Linked DNA regions of Homo sapiens: region 1 is linked to region 2. A link is a loop called in an ENCODE intact Hi-C map of the cell type or tissue named here. Cell type or tissue: sigmoid colon. All regions are shown on one strand. Links, peaks and the distances in the headings refer to the core of each region. The heading gives the core; the rest is flanking DNA.

What was found. Hi-C counts contacts between places; a loop is a spot of excess contacts. Peaks named below come from ENCODE experiments on the same cell type or tissue, not always from the same donor. Only the 100,000 strongest peaks of a DNase experiment are listed, where the experiment ranks them.
Region 1: it touches region 2 in a loop (12-fold over the local background); 3 of 110 quality-filtered maps call a loop at or near these places.

The regions. Positions count from the first base shown.
Region 1 is chr4:107,994,758-108,000,138 of GRCh38, reverse strand. All of the region lies in intron 1 of HADH (hydroxyacyl-CoA dehydrogenase), which reads right to left. Among named protein-coding and RNA genes, the nearest start is that of HADH, 7.6 kb to the right of the region's middle. In sigmoid colon, for the core only: no CTCF peak of the experiment used is centred there; DNase peaks (open chromatin) are centred at 2,598 and 2,998; H3K27ac peaks cover 802 bases.
Region 2 is chr4:107,898,566-107,903,946 of GRCh38, reverse strand. It overlaps SGMS2 (sphingomyelin synthase 2), which reads right to left. Exons shown (of 7, transcript NM_001375905.1): 4 at 4,255-4,372; 5 at 561-714. All of the region lies in intron 1 of CYP2U1-AS1 (CYP2U1 and SGMS2 antisense RNA 1), which reads left to right. LOC107986298 (a long non-coding RNA gene) reads left to right here. Exons shown (of 2, transcript XR_001741784.2): 2 at 1-236. Among named protein-coding and RNA genes, the nearest start is that of CYP2U1, 30 kb to the left of the region's middle. In sigmoid colon, for the core only: a CTCF peak has its summit at 2,070; no DNase peak of the experiment used is centred there.

The DNA of each region.
Region 1 (5,381 bases), core at 166-5,165, 96 kb before region 2:
TTCAAAAGTGCTGTTGCATCATCCACTTCAGGTTGTCAAGCTGCTGTTACCACAAATCCCAATATAGGGTGCTTAGGAACACTCCTATCTACAGGCCAATGAGAATTTCCAGTAAATACAAATTTCACAAACATACAGGCAGTACAATGTATACATATATCTTTTAACATAAGCTTTTTTAATGTCCCTTTTTCCTTAGCATAAGATATATATACACACTATATGTCATATCACATCTTAAGTATTTAAAAACCATACTTTAAGGTAAGGTATGTAAACTATTATAACTTTCATCTGTTTCAGATCAAATCCCAGATATGACAGGTAGGCTGTCTGTGCCTTCATTACAATTAGTTGTTCATACCTGTATTTCTTCCACTAGACAGTAGGTTTCTCAAGAGCAGCAATCACATCTTACTTTTTACCTGGCCTGATGTCTAGCACAAGGGAGATATTTCATACTCATGAAATGAACACTTGAATGACAGAGCTATTTTTTCATAAGTCTCAATTTGTAAATTATTTTAGAAATAAGTTCTCAAGAAGTCATGACTGGTTTTGTTGCTAGAAACCTTTATGATAAACTTTGTGTAAGCATCAAGTTACTTTAAAATTATGAGAAGTCACGTTATTAGTTTGAAAAGGATAGTAAGGAAAAAAAAGGAGCTAATAGCCAGAGTCTAGTCAATTACCAAGTGGAAAAAATGCCACTAAAGTCTCTCTCTGTTATTTTGGTGAGCAGATTAACTGCTTTCTAGTACTGGTGGTTGTGACGCTAGGTAAAAGGGGAAATGTAGGGCAGTTGCTATGCGTTGCCCAATGCAAGATCAATATTCTTTAAGTGGTATCCAGCCCTGTGATTTCAAAATGGATGTGTGCTTAATTCACTCCAACATGTGAATGTGTCTTATACCTTTCATCCAAGAGGCTGTAAGGCTAGAGGCATGCCAACCCTGTGTCTGTGCCTGTCTGTGAGGGGCACATGTGTGAATCAGGTCAGAGATGGCCACAGACACATAAGCTCACTGCTCTCCAACACAGGTTTCTTCTCTATCACAGAAGGGAAACTAACACACCTAGCTTCTCAACTACTTTAAGAGATTGGCGAAAGCATTTATTGTTCAGGCTTATTAGCTACAGATAATCAGGATCATCAATTTTGAGAGGAGGAAGACAACCCAGAGATCATTCAGTGTGGCGGCTCTCAAATGTTTTAGCCATGAACACCTTTTTCCATAAGAATGCATATTGAAGACCAATATGTACAACAAAGGTCAGAGAAGGAATCTTTACCAACCTTTCGGGAACCATGAAGGAGATTCATGAAATCTCTAATGTCCATCACAGTATAATGTTAAAAACCTCTGATCTCATACCCATTAGGATGGCTATTACTAAGAAAAAAAAACAAAAAAACAAAAAGAACACAACTATTGCCTCATGCATGACAGTCTTAACACCACCACAAGGCCAGTAGCTCCCTACATCTGCCTCTCAACTCCAGCCCTTCTCTTGGCCTCACCTTCTCCCCAACTTCACCTATTAACTAAGCCTAAAAATCAGCCGGGCGCGGTAGCTCACACTTGCAATCCCAGGACTTTGGGAGGCTAAGGCGGGCAGATCATGAGGTCGGGAGTTAGAGACCAGCCTGACCAACATGGTGAAACCCTGTCTCTACTAAAAATACAAAAATTAGCCAGGCATGGTGGTGCACGCCTGCAATGCCAGCTCCTCAGGAGGCTGAGGCAGAAGAATTGCTTGAACCTGGGAGGTGGACACTGCAGTGAGCCAAGATCACGCCTCTGCACTCTAGCCTGGGTGATAGAGAGAGACTCTGTCTCAAAACAAAACAAAACAATCATTTCCAGTTAGTAAGCCTACTCCCCAAGATCCTCTCAGCCCTAAGCTAGATGTCCCCCATATGCCCTGTAACATCCCTGCATCTGTGTACCACAGCACCTACCAAACTGTGTTATAGTAATCTGAACTCCTCTACTGTAGGCTCCTGACCAAATGTCATTCATCTTTGTACACTGAGAACCTAGACCCTGCCTGGCTGTGGCTGGCCCTCAGGGAATGTTGACTGAATAAAGACATTTGTTGGTAAAGTCAAGATGAGACCTGGTGGCTCTTTCCACTGCTGTAGCTGATGGCCTCTCCTGATAACGTAACCTCTTATTTAGAAAATAACTACAGAGAAACAAGTACAATTCATTCTCCTGAGTAATTCAGTAACACCCAAGTTACCGCCAACTTTCTGGGATGGAGAAGGCAGTGGAGAAATGAACTGCAAAAAAAGAAAGGCCTTCTTCTTCTCCTTTCATAGACATCTGTTATTTTTACAACAAATGAGGAGGACTCTTCCTGGCAGTTTGAGTGACCACAATTTAAATCAATCCATTGAGAACTCATGTTTTATATTACAGTGACCTACATGCTGGTAAGACCTTGAGGACAAGCAGTCTGCAATGGAAAAAAAAATATTTGAAGGCTATGTCCTCAGCTCCATGACTTTTCTAGGCCTGGTGGAAGGCAGGCTCAGCCAGAGAGGAAATATTTTTAGACACGGCTGCTTCAGAGTTGTAAAAATAGGCTAAGTGACTAGCACATTTGTCAAAGCCCCAGAGCACTCTGACCACAGGACCAAGTAAACATGCCAAGCAGAAGCACACTGGATTTATTTATCTTTGTAAATGTATCAAGAAGATTTGAAGCAGCTTTCTCCGAAGCACAACTTGAGTGGTGAGTCTATGAGACCTACATCAACTGGTCTGGTGACTGGTCTCCCTCCCATCTCCTCCCTCAACAGTTCCACTGGATGTCCCATGTGCCTAGACATTACAAGGAGGGCCACCGTTTTCATCCTCTCTCTGGAAAATCCCAAAGTTATGCAAACTATCTACCACACATGATTTCTGACTTTCTTCAGATCCCCAGAATAAGTAGACTGAGTCAGAGCTCCCTGAGGCCAACTGTGCTTCAGAGGCTGCAGCGCCTTAACAGCAAGGCCTGCCTTTTACGGTTGTCATGGTTTGATCCAGAGAGGAAAAAAGTCATACATCAGTTGCATCTCTCAGGGCTGGCATTTCTGGGTTTATGATTGTCTCTGGTTGTGTAATGTCTTGAACTCTGCCATCAGCACAAGTTGTCTTCCCTGACTTCAACAATTAGCAAAAGCTGTTCTGTTGAGGATGTCAACCACCACCACCACAACCAGCTGGTTTGTTCTTTTTTTTTTTTTTTTTGAGAAGGAGTCTTGCTCTGTTGGCCAGGCTGCAGTGTAGTGGTGTGATCTTGGCTCACTGCATCCTCCGCCTCCTGGGTTCAAGCAATTCTTCCACCTCAGTCTCCTGAATAGCTGGGACTGCAGGCATGTGTCACCATGCTCAGCTAATTTTTGTATTTTTAGTAGAGACAGGGTTTAACTTTGTTGGCCAGGCTAGTCTCGAACTCCTGACTTCAAGTGATCTGCTCGCCTCAGCCTCCCAAAGTGATGGGATTACAGGCGTAAGCCACCATGCCTGGACTGGTTTTTTTCTTCAAACAGTTAAATTAATTGGACAGACTCCTTTATTAGACTTCGAATTTTACATTTCAAAAAGTATTTCTAAAAGGCAAAGAAAGTGTGCGCCCATTTTTAGACTAGAATTGTGTTACATAGTTTTTTTTTAATTCAGTAAGTGTGTAGGTTTCATAATAACCCAGATAACCTCTCCCAGACTTCTCACCTCCCACAAATTCTGAAAAGGTAAAGGGATAACCAGACATGTCAACAGCATCGTTATATTTAAGAATCCCTGGAAGATGTTGCTATGATGGACACTTTCCGGGTAGAGGAGAGTTATAAATCCAAATGCCTCTCCAGGAAGACTAATATGACAATGTTTGCCATGATGAGTGGGTTTTTTCTTTTAGTTTTTGCTGAAAGGACCAATTAAGAGGCTCCCATGACAATTCAGGTTAACACACCTGGTCTAGGAACTGCAAAGGAGAGGGCAGAGGAAAGAGCTCTCCCATGACCAAAAAGTTACAGAGCCTTTTCTGGTATGGAGACACTGATTGTGATCCCATCTTCAGAGTACATGTGGCTGGAAGAACAACTGCAGCAACAGGAGGGGCAAGCTCTCTGGAAAAAGCTGGAGGGGAAATAATGAATTAGATCTTGGCAGGTGAGTTTGAGTCTACCATGGGCAGAAGGATGGCAGCACAGCACCCTGATGTAGACGACCAGCAGGTAGACTAACTTTGAGTCCAGAGCCAAGGAGACGTCAACCTGGGATGTACTGATTCCAGAGAGCCACAGAGGATCCCCTGCCATGGATGCCACACTTCTCCCCACAATACAGCACTTGCCAGAGGTGCAGGCAGAACTGAATTCAGGCTTGGGGATTTACAGGCAGCAGAACAGAAGAGAACTCAAGTTCTAACCCCAGCTCTGCCTCTGACCATTGACCCCAGGAACCATCTCTGCAGGGGTGATTATTGTAATGGTCACATGAAATTAAATAAATCAAAATTCTTTGAACAGAATAAAGTGTCATATTTTGTAGAGTGGTTTTAGCTCTACAAAAACCAGTAAATGGTACACTATCTTTCTCAACAACCCACATAAATAAGTCTTAACATCTTTAGAATTGCTGGAACTCCCTATATCAAAACTCTTCCGACAGTGAAGACAATCTAAGAGAAATCCTCACTAGATCAGGTCTGATGGGTCTATGTGAAAGCAGCTAATATTTATCAGACAGTTACTATCAAACACACTAATGCTATTCTAGGAGCTTGTATATTAGTTCATTTAACTTTCACAGCTGTCAGGTGAGTCTCATTATTCCCAGGTAAGTAAAGAGGCAGAGAGGAGTTAAGTGATTTGCCCAAGGTTCCTAAAGGCAGGATAGGAAGGCTAGCATCTAAACCCTGGCAGGGACCTCATAGCCTGTACTTTTGAGATTAGAATACCACTACCAGAAATAATAACATCATGAATATAACAGGGGGAGCCACAGAGAACATCCACATTATCTTCCTGTGGTCCCAGGAGAACTAGAGAGTGAGGTGTGTGTGCCTACCACAGATAAGAGAGAAGGGAGAGGGGAAGAAAGAAGAAACTCAAGCAAGGGGCAAGTGATTAAAGCTGGAGGCAGAACATGGCAGGAAAATGCCAAAACCTGACTGACTGAAGTGCCATTTCTGCTCTAAAAAATGTCCAAACATATCCCATAGCATTATTTTCTGTTGCCTGTGAGCCCTACCTCTTCTACCCTCTAGGAATGACAGTATCTCCAACCTCACCCAGAGTCCAATAACTAATATGCTAATAGAGGGTGGTTCTACATCCCAGTACCTCAACCAAGAGCAGAGAACAGCCCAACAAAGATAAG
Region 2 (5,381 bases), core at 121-5,120:
AAATAATCGGTATTGGCAAAATGGTCCATGAAGACTCCTATGAAAGCACAGAAAGTGCTAGATGATGATGAAATTAGAATAAAGTGGGACTTGGAAATGTTTTAAAAAGGGGAACACATTAACCGAATTATTTGGAATGCTAGAATGGAAGTGTCCTACAAATAATTCAAAGGTCATTACATCTGTCTTTAGAATGTACCAATCCTTTTTGCAATAAAATTAACAATTAATTCCAATATTAAGATAGCTTTTCATACCTTAAGAAGTACTAACCAAGAAGGGAGATGTTTTAGAGGCATGTTAAATGCTAGAGAGAAGCCAGGGCCAGGTTTTAAGCCTTCAGGGTTCAAATCACATATGACTAGTTGAAATTTTATATTTTATATATATACAGACACACACGCACACACACACATTCACATTCACATACATATATACACACACATCCGTCTCTTTCACAGCTTATCAATCCCAAGAGAATAAGGGCTCCTATCAATTTCAGGGCCCAGGGATCCCTCCCACTACAGCTATCAGTTCAGTGGGAATGGGCTATTACTTACATTCTTTGATGAACAAATAAGTCAGTGTCAGCGTAACCGTGTGACCGCTGAAGAGGAAGTCTCCACATAAGATATGTGATCCAGTTATGGACAATCCACCACCAGAAATCAATCGTAGAATCCGTTGAACTTTTGCCTGAGAGTCTCCATTGAGCTGAATGACACAAGAAGATTAAGAAGGGAATTTACAAGTGGCTAAAATCATGTTTCAGTCTAATTGTGTGACTCTTAGAAAGGACACCAGGTTGTGATTTTTTTTTTCTTTTTAACCTAGAAAGTCAAAAAGAATCCAAGGAGAAGCTCCTCAAACTGGGTTTTATTCATTTATTGGCAAGCTTTATTGACGTTTTAAATTATTCAATATGTTACTAATAATATGTCTTGGTGGTGGTGTGTCCTTGGGCAAAGCTTTTAAAAATATTAATAACCAATGACTTCACCACAGCTACGTGCTAAAAAGCAGATCAAAGCTACTTTCTTTTTGCAGGGGGAAGTGAGGGTTTTGAATGGTTAATATTTGATTCAGCTGCATACCACATTACCAATATTCTCTGCAGTGTATTGGTATCTTGTATTAGGTGGGCAGCCTAAAGTGGACAGATATATAGCTGCATTAATGTCTGATCAAAACATTTACAATTAAGAAGAGGAGTTGCAACTCATTAAATAATTTAAATAGGTTTGAAAATGATGGATTAGGGATGTACTGGCAGCTTTAAAAATGAGTAGCTTTGATTAGGAAAAACATCCCCTAAAGAAATAGCCTGTGTGCTACGGCAGGAGGCTGGGAGAGCTCCTCTGGACAAGGTGCAGCAGCCCTGCAAAGCCACTGTGATGACAGTGAGAAACAACGCTGGGCTAGGCCAGGGGCCAGAGAGGTTTGTACCCCATTACAATTTAATCATACTGGAAGGAGTTGGTCCAAACTGTAGGCATAGAAAATTGGAATACTGAATTATTGAGGGGCTAGATAGGGTGGGGGATTCAGATCAGATAAGTATAAAGCAAATTGAGAAAATCAAAGAACAATGCTCAGAAAAAAAAATCATGTAATAGAATACATGGAAGAGAAATACAGAAAGACCTTTTTTTTTTTTGAGACAGGGTCTTGCTCTTTCACCCAGACTGGAGTGCAATGGGTGGCACATTAGGTACAGGAGAGACCAACTTGGCTGCTGCCAAAAAGGAAAGCTTATCATCTACACTGTTTCTTCCATTAAGAAGGTAAGTATCTGAGGTCAGGAGTTCAAGATCAATCTGACCAATATGGAGAAACCCTGTCTCTACTAAAAAAAAAAAAGGAAAAAACAAAATTAGCCAGGTATGGTGGCACATGCCTGTAATCCCAGCTACTTGGGAGGCTGAGGCAGGAGAATCACTTGAACCTGGGAGGTGGAGGTTGCGGTGAGCCAAGATTGCGCCATTGCACTCTAGCCTGGGCAATAAGAGCAAAACTCATCTCAGAAAAAAAAAAAAAAGAAGAAGAAGGAGGTAAGTGTTTGGCCACCTATGGCCAAGATGAGGGATAGCTCGCCCTAGAAAGCTTTCTCAGGGAAGGGAATGTTGCTCTCCCAGCCAAACATTCTTGTATGTGGAAAAATAGGTTTGCAAAGCTAAATCATTTCACATAATCCTTTTATAATAATGGGGCCAACACTTATGTAAACACACTTTGAAGAACACAGATTGTCTGACTGTAAATCAAAACTTGGGTTGGAGGTTGAAGCAAATTATAAGCAAAAAATTAAAAGTGAACCATAGGATACATAAGGGAGCAGGCAACTGGAAAACTAGGAAAGCAAAGCTTTCACTGTGTTGGCTCTTGTAAGCATGTCTGGTGAGTTACAAGTTGTACAGGCATCAATTACTATAACAGATATGACACTTTTCCATAGTGAGTGGCTTCCACATACAAAGTTCTGCCATGCTTATACTCATGAAGGACATTCCTATAGAGTCAGCAACACAGGAGACAAGATTTTGTAATAGCTTTGTAACCATAAAAATCTAAGCAGCACCCAAAGCCAGCAGATGAACCAAATTTAGAACACAACTCTGATGCCTGTTCTGTAAAAGCACCTCACCTCTAGTCAAACTAAGTGATTTGTGTTTGTTTTACTGAACCATGATTCAGGCATATATGGCTTGCTTATGCTTCAGGAAGGGGTCCCGACAAGTGAACCTGGGAGATGATTAGTAAGGATGTTACTAGAGGTTCCACTATGACTATTTGTAGCTTGGCTATCCAACGGCACTGATGTGGCTTCCAAAGATTGCAACTCTTCCACAGAGGACAATCTTTAATTTACTTTCTTTCTGTAATCATAGCAATTCATCCTGCAAACCTCATCCGTTACTAAGATGGGTTTGCCTTCTTTTCTGTGGCCATTTCTCCATTTAACACATTGCAATAGCCCCTTAGAAGTGTTTATTACACTTCTGAACTTCTCCCACGCCTTAAATTAGCTTCACTAAAATCGGCCAGTGTTTAAATTCAATATGCACAGTTTTAATTACAGATATTTTCTGCTTTGATGGCTTTGGAAAAGTATAGCTTCTCCAAACCACACCTATATTTGGTGAGGGAGACTGTGGACGTCTTCAGAGAAGCTTGATTTTTCTTTCACCTCAGACATCTGCTTAGTGTTCAGTAAAATATGATGTTAGACTTCATTCCTTTGTCCAGAAAGCACATGATTTGTAATTTTCCATTTTGTAAACCAGGGTGCACTGAAGTCCGAGATGATTAACAGCTCTCTCAAGAACTCGCTCTTCCTGGATAAACTGTAATTCCTTCTTAGGATGGTTTCAGAAGACATCCTCACACACTATCTCAGTCAAAGGCCACTCTCTCTTTCCAGCTGCTAAAGAACCTTGGGGTCATCCTTGACTTCTTTCTGTCAAACCCATATCCAACTTATTAGCATATCCTATATCCCGAACTGAACAACTTCTCATTATTTCCACTGCTACCACTAAGGCTAAAGTTCCTATACTAGGCTGCAAGACCCTATGTGATCTGTGGTCTGCACACCCCAACCCTTCACAACTCCACTCTGAGACACCGGCCTCCCTACTCTTCCTTTAACCCACTGTGAATAAGCAATGTTTTAGCCTGCAGCTCTCATGCCGTCCACATGGCTCACTTCCTTGTCTTGGTTCCTGCCCAAATGCCTCGTTATTAAAGAAGGCTTTCCTGACCTCTATATCAAATAGAACCCTCAAGCACCCTTTCACCTTACTCAGCTTTGCTGTTCTGCTTGTGACAATCACCTGACAATCACCTGACTTATCAGCATGTGACAAATTATGAATTTGTTTATAATTTGTCATCCCTCAATAGAATATAAGCTCCAGAAGAGGGACATTGTTTGGGTTACTACAATCCCTGGTACATAAGCTTAATGCCTGTAGAATGAAAGCATTAATGAATAAGTAAATGAGAAGGTAAAAAAGCAGAGTCAAACCCCCAATGGTAATTTTCAGTTAACAGAAAATACATTTTTTTAGCACAAAAGGTATATATTTTATAAATACATTTTAATTTCTTCCCCTCAAATCTAAATAGAAAATAGAAAAGATGCTAGATTTCAGCTAACACATAGGGAAGTGTCTAGAAGAATGTATAATACAGGGTAAGTGATCAATAACTGTTTGCCTGATTTCTTCTAAGTGGCAGTTTGGAGGTACTGACCTTTGGAGCACACTGGAAATGCATTCCAGGCACAGGTAGAGTAGTAACATACATTGTAATGCAGCGATACAGGTATAAAGTTCCAATAATAAAACAGAATCTGCGTCCCACTATTGACCTAAAAGAAAAAATAGGGATGGGGAAAAACAAGTTTACTGGTTGGTTTTACTCCTAATGAAAAATAAAACAATGTTTAACAGGATAAAGAATAATCAGTACAGAATGGCATTAACAAACAAACCACAGTTTCACAGAGTTTAAAGGCTTACTTTTGAGTTGCCCATCCCTACAGTTTCATGGAGAGATTTGCACCACAGTTTTCAGAAATGAAGATTCACATACTGCAATAAATCTAGGTGGTTTGGCTTCCAAAGGATGTGTGTGTGTGGGGTGGGGGAACTAAAGTAGACGAAGAGTCTACATAGTCACCTCTCCTCAAAAGCACTCTTTGCCAGAGAATGAACCTGTCTGTATTTTCAGTCAACTCACTGCATTAAAACCCTTTCTTGAGAACATATGAAAGGAATAAGCAAGCCACAGTAACAGAGGAATTAACTAATGAGCCAAGGTGACATTACATAATTAGACACATAGGGAAATGTGACAACACATTTAGCCCACGGTATATAAGCAGGGTTTATTTGAGGACCATCTGAAGGTATTTTGACAATACGGGCATGAACTATTTTCTCTATGACTAGATTTTCAAAAAACTCTATCTTGAAAATGTCCAAAGTGTTCTCATACAGTTAATTACATTTAATAGTGAATGTGTAAGCTGATTATTTCATTCAATCTTGATCAAAAAAAGGATAAAAAAATCCCACAAGTCATTTTTCACTTTATATTTTTGTGAGAAGAACGTTGTCCTAACATCAGCCCCTGTGCTTCATGACCTGAGTCCTCAGCCTGAGGCAGGCTTCCCAGTGGATGACGGAGGATCCTGTCTTCAAAAGGGAAGGGCTCTGCCACTGTACCATTGCCTCATGGGTATCTGAATGGGCATCATGGGTCTGAATGTCTTTAGTCCAGCTGAACAGGACAGCTCCTTTTCTGTTGTATAGTTAGGTCTGTCAGCTCTGGGCTCTGGGGATTAAGAGATGAGTGGGACTCCACATAAAGCCCCT